Linked DNA regions of Homo sapiens: region 2 is linked to region 1. Evidence: chromatin contacts called from ENCODE Hi-C or POLR2A ChIA-PET data. All regions are on one chromosome and are shown on one strand. Each heading gives the region's core, a stretch centred on a gene start or an enhancer-like site at or near the end of the contact. The rest is flanking DNA. Distances are from core to core; before and after follow the strand shown.

Region 1 (2,827 bases), core at 118-2,617:
CAATACTGATTTTGACAGAAATTTTCTTGGAATAAGCCTCTTCTAATATAGACAGTATTTTAAGAATTCAGCTATCAGTAAATGTTACTTATAGAAAATAACCACTTCATTGTACAAGCAGCTCCAGCTAAAGAAAAATAGAGCAAAACTGAGCATAAGTCTTTGCCGAAATTACCAACTAAAGCAGGGAAAAGAAAAACAACTTTAGTTTCTATATATAATTTTATTTCTAAGTTTTTTCTTCAGGGACATGAGCATAAAACCTTATAGCTTATGAATACTATTTTGAGATAATTTTCACATCTTTGCTTATCTAAATTCCACCTACTCTTCAAGGCTCCAGTGCAAGTTCTAACTTCACTATGAAGTCTTAATAATGGCTAAAATGTATCAAGCACTCACTAGATGGTAGGCACATTGCGGTCTACACACCTAGCATGTATTAACTCATTTAATCCTCGTAACATCCCTATGAGGGAAGGATGATTATTTCCCAATTTACAGACAAGGACAAGAGAGGCACTGAGAGATTCTAAGTAACTTTGCCCAGATTACACAGCCAATAAGTGGCAGACACAGGATTTGAGCTCAGGCAATCTGGTTCCAGAGGCTGTGTTCTTAATCACTGTTATATGACCTCTCCTCAAGACCCTGGCCCACCTTAACTCTTCCTTCTACTATACTTGTTACATATACCCCAGAATAAATTTATTATACTCTGTACACTTTTCCTTTTTTTTTTTTTTTTTGGAGATAAGAGTTTCACTCTTATTGCCCAGGCTGGAGTCCAGTGGTGCAATCTCCGCTCACTGCAACCTCCGCCTTCTGGGTTCAAGCAATTCTCCTGCCTCAGCCTCCCAAGTAGCTGGAATTACAGGCGCCCACCACCATGCCTGGCTAATTTTTTGTATTTTTTAGTAGAGATGGGGTTTCACCATGTTGGCCAGGCTGGTCTTGAACTCCCAACCTCCCGTGATCCACCTGCCTCGGCCTCCCAAAGTGCTGGGATTACAAGCGTAAGCCACCACGCCCAGCCTTCCTTGTTTTCTTAAGTGTTTGCACTTGCTCCACAACAAAATTAAGTTCCTTTCAGGCAAGGCAACCATGACATTTACTTCCTGCCCCTATTTCTAGGAGAGTGCTATGTATGAAACATTCAGTATATACTTTCAGCCAGGCACAGTGACACCTGCCTGTAATCCCAGCTACTAGGGAACCTGAGGTGGGAGGATCACTTAAGCTCAGAAGTTCGAGTCCAGCCTGGGCAATAAGGCCCCATCTCTTAAAAACACACACACACACACTTCTTAGCTAATTTATTAAAAATCCCTGGCAACATCTAAAGAACACGAAGTTACAAGCTATGAATCAGCAAAAATACTTTAACACCTGAAGGATAACTCATGCCATCAGTGTTGGATTTAGCATTACTAAAGTTAGGAAACTGACTACATATATTTGTTTTTCTTCTTACTCAATGCATCTCTTTCTGGTGAGTCATACCTACAAAATTGGCAGACCGATCTATTTCCATTACCTAAAAGAGAACACTAAAGAAAAATCAAATGAAATTTCTTCTTCTGCATATGCCTAATCAGTAAGTGACAATCTGTGTTATCACAAATAGCACACACAAGAGGAAAGAATACTGAAATCATAAAGGCTTCCAGGACTGGCAAACAGAATACATTTTATTGTATTTTACTTTTTTGAGATGGAGTCTCGCTCTGTCACCCAGGCTGGAGTGCAGTAGTGCGATCTCGACTCACCTCAACCTCTGCCTCCCGGGTTCAAGCGATTCTCGTGTCTCAGCCTACCATGTAGCTAGGATTACAGGCTCATGCCACCATGCCCAGCTAATTTATTGTATTTTTAGTAGAGATGGGGTTTCACCATGTTGGCTAGGCTGGTCTCGAACTCCAGACCTCAGGTGATCTGCTCACCTCGGCCTCCCAAAGTGTTGCGATTACAGGCGTGAGCCACTGTGCCTGGCCCAGAACACATATTAAATAATGTTTTTCAATCCATTAAAATGGGAAAATAAAAATGCAAGTTCAAAACACGATCTGTCTGGAATCACTCTAATCAACCCGGGCAGTTCAGAGTTAACCAAAACTCTTAATACTGTATATTAAGAAGTAGCACAGACCATAAGCAGAAAAACCACCCTAAATAGAACAGGACCATTACCCAGACAATGTTGATAAATCTAACAACATCAAAATGTGGGGGCTACAGGTCTTAAAATAATTTTCAAATAATAAGGGAGAGAAGCTTAGGGTTTTACAGGCTTCTTATTAAATATCACTTTTCAAATATACTACTAGTACAATTTCAATTTACATACAAAACAGTGAAATATTTTGCTATCTCTCTAGGCACTTCGGCTATCTCTGGAAAAGGCTAATGTGATCCTAAAACATAAAGAAATCCTGATTATGGGATTTAACTTATTTCTTCCTTTTAGCATCTGTCAGCTTTCTAGAGCTGAACAAGTTGTATGGCAATATAGGGTACACATACAAACAAGCAAAAGAAAAACGTCAGTGTTTTTTATAGGCTGACTGGTACCTTCTGGGTTGTAGTCTCTAAATGATTAAAAACAAAGAGTATTAATGCCACTGAATTATACACTTAAGAACAGTTACAATGGTTTCTTTTTTTAAAAAAAAAAAACACAACTAAAGAGACTTTAGGTCAATGGACGAAGTGAAAAAAGAAAATTACTCTGGATTCAATATAAAATGGTATTCAAGAATGAAGACTAATGCCCTGTTTTCAAATCACAGTTAAGATTTGTTTTTCCCAAAAAATATGGACGCCACAT
Region 2 (2,837 bases), core at 5-2,504, 42 kb before region 1:
ACTTGTTAACCTCTTTGGTCATTTCTCTTTTTAAATAAATGCCCATAGCAGTATTTGGAGTCTTTTCTTTTCTCCTAAATCCACAAACTCTCTTCTTTCTCTTTGGACAGATGACCTCTTGTCATAGTTAAGCAGAGAGTGGGCAGGATATTCCTGATAGGAGGAACTACATGAATAAAGGGGTAAGAGCACAGAAATTTAGCTACAGCTCCATGGTGAGCCATTAAAAGGAAAGAGACACTTTACCTGTGCTCCTTGGCAAGGACCTGCCAAATGTGGGAGCTAAGGTTTGTGGGAACGGAAAGAGATATGGCTGAAGTAGATGAGTAAGACTCTTATTAGTGATAGTCTTGAACCTCAAACTAAGGATTTTAGACTGTATCCCATGGAGATAAAAGGACTAGCCATGGAGGCAAAAAGACCTGGATTCAAATTCTGGCTCTGCAACATACCAGCTATTTGTCATTGGGCAAATGAATTTTTTTTTTTTTTTTTTGAGACGGAGTCTCACTCTGTTGCCCAGGCTGGAGTGCAGTGGCATGATCTCAGCTCACTGCAACCTCCACCTCCCGGGTTCAAGCAATTCTCCTGCCTCAGTCTCCCAAGTAGCTGGGATTACAGGCATGCACCACCATGCCTGGCTAATTTTTGTGTTTTTGGTAGAGACGGGGTTTCACCATGTTGGCCAGGCTGGTCTCAAACTCCTGACCTCAAGTGATCCACCCGCCTCAGCCTCCCAAAGTGCTGGGATTACAGGCGTGAGCCACCTCACCCAGTGCAAATGAGGTTTTGAGATGCTATTTCTGTTTACCTATCTGTAAAAAGGGATATTGCCTATTGTATCTTCTCTTTCCACAGAATTGTTCTGAGAATCAAAATGAGAGTCTGGATTTGGGACCTAGAGCCATTTGAGTTCTGACTCCAAAGTCTCCAAAGCTTTCTCCACTACATCACATTCATCTTAATCTTTCTCTACCTGTTTTAAATAGTTAGTTCTGTGTTTCTAACTAAATAATAAACTCACATAGGTAGAGATGTCTTTTGTTTTTACTATTCAAATAATCTTCTGGAGCTACTCAACATTATACAATCACTGGAAGTCTCAGAAGATATATCCAACTATAGGAAAAGTTTCAGCCATTGTACTATACTAATTATAGTCCACATATAAAAATCTGTGACACATAATCACAGAAAGGAAACATCACTGCCCAAGTTTATGAAGACATTTAAGAGCATCAGATTACTAGCTCTGACTCAAACTAAGCGGAATATATACAAAGCAATCCCACTTTGTACATACCAACTGAGTCTTGCTTCTAAAGAGTTTATTTACTCTGCTTATCTCGAGACTTGGTTAAACAGAAACTTAAAATACTTGTGTCTTGGCTTTCAAAATGTGTTGATACAATTGCCTTCAAATAAGCCTACAAATTTTCATGCATAATAGGTGGTTTTCTGGACACGCATCTTAGCCCCAATCTGTATGAGTGATTCACAAACACGGGTTTTGAACCTGTGAGGCCATGAGGTTATCAGAAGGAATCTATATACCATAATCTTCAGCCTGAATAAATATCTTTCAAATATTTGTATATATTTCAATTGGATGTAGATTCTGGTGTGACTAATAAATTAACTTAAAAGCATTACTGAAATCATAGCAGCTTTTTGTTATGTATTCTTTAATCAAAAATACTAATAATATGGCTATCAAGTTGTTGGAAGGGAATCTAATAATTTGGGGGTTTTTGTTTTGAGACAGGGTCTCTCTCTGTTGCCCTGGAGTGCAGTGGCACAATCTTGGCTCACTACAACCTCTGCCTCCTTGGTTCAAACGATTCTCCCTCCTCAGCCTCCCAAGTAGCTGGGACTACAGGTGCATGCCACCACACCTGGCTAATTTTTGTATTTTTAGTAGACATGGTGTTTTATTGTGCTGCCCAGGCTGGTCTCAAACTCCTGACCTCAAGTGATCTGCCTGCCTCAGCCTTCCAAAATGCTGAGATTACAGGCATGAGCCACAATGCCCAGCCAAGAATCTAATAATTTTTGGATCTTGAAAATTGTATTTCTTATTAGAAAAAGTAAAGAATCACAGGCTTACATCCTATGATCACAGATCTAAGTGTTCTGGTTGAAAGAGGAAGAAGAGGCAACATACAAACTACACTTCTGTGGACACCAAGTGTAGTGTGGCAGGAAAACATAAAGTTTGCATGTATAAAACCTTAAAAGTTGAATGCCTACAATGTACTTGTCTGTGGCAGGTATGAGAGATCGAAACCTTACAATGTCAATGGGATCAGACAAGGGCTCTATTTTGATCCTGGAAAGCATCACCAGCTGTATACATTGTATTCTATGCATTCTATTTTAAACCCCTGGAGCAGCTCAGTGGCTCGCTGGCTGAATACTGAGACACTGACATTACTGCAGGCTAGGATTTCCCCCTATAGGACAGCCACTTGTGATACTTACCCCATCAAAGTTTTCCTCCATCTTACTGTGACAGAACCTACATGAGATTCATTCGGGAAATTCTCAACAAGAGGACTCTATCCTATAAGTCGTCCCCAATCCCCAGATCTCCAATGGATTATTCTTGTAAACAGCACTTTTACCTTCCGATCGCTCTACCACAGAGGCCAAAAAGGGTTTTCCCCTAACATCCAAATACCTATTCAGATACCAGCCCTGCTCCTTCTCTTAAAATCTGTCTTCTCACCTGGGCGTGGTGGCTAATGCCTGTAATCCCAGCACTTTGGGATGCTGAGGTCGGTGATCACTTGACATCAGGAGTTCGAGACCAGCCTGGGCAACATGGCAAAACCCCA

Evidence for each region. A loop is a pair of places that touch in the nucleus more often than their neighbours do. ChIA-PET counts read pairs that join two places held with the same protein, here RNA polymerase II (POLR2A). Pooled maps may share reads with other maps.
Region 2: a map of PC-3 shows a loop between it and region 1 (7-fold over the local background). The contact joins two enhancer-like sites. A Hi-C loop is called at or near these places in 8 of 168 maps with a recorded cell type or tissue (Calu3, GM12878, HL-60/S4 and 5 more), 2 of 37 single-sample maps with no recorded cell type and 4 of 50 pooled maps. POLR2A ChIA-PET finds 5 or more read pairs at or near these places in 15 of 52 experiments (AG04449, AG04450, B cell and 12 more).

Annotation. Positions count from the first base shown.
Region 1 is chr1:145,781,169-145,783,995 of GRCh38, forward strand. The region is part of intron 3 of RNF115 (ring finger protein 115); the gene reads right to left. Among named protein-coding and RNA genes, the nearest start is that of RNF115, 42 kb to the right of the region's middle. Within about 2 kb of position 1,368, at least 8 of the 41 ENCODE cell types and tissues checked have a DNase peak (open chromatin) inside an H3K27ac peak, as active enhancers do; they include PC-3, where a contact is called at or near this core.
Region 2 is chr1:145,739,102-145,741,938 of GRCh38, forward strand. CD160 (CD160 molecule) reads left to right here. Exons shown (of 6, transcript NM_007053.4): 6 at 1-187. It overlaps RNF115 (ring finger protein 115), which reads right to left. Exons shown (of 9, transcript NM_014455.4): 9 at 1-2,837. Among named protein-coding and RNA genes, the nearest start is that of CD160, 21 kb to the left of the region's middle. Within about 2 kb of position 1,255, at least 2 of the 41 ENCODE cell types and tissues checked have a DNase peak (open chromatin) inside an H3K27ac peak, as active enhancers do; they include PC-3, where a contact is called at or near this core.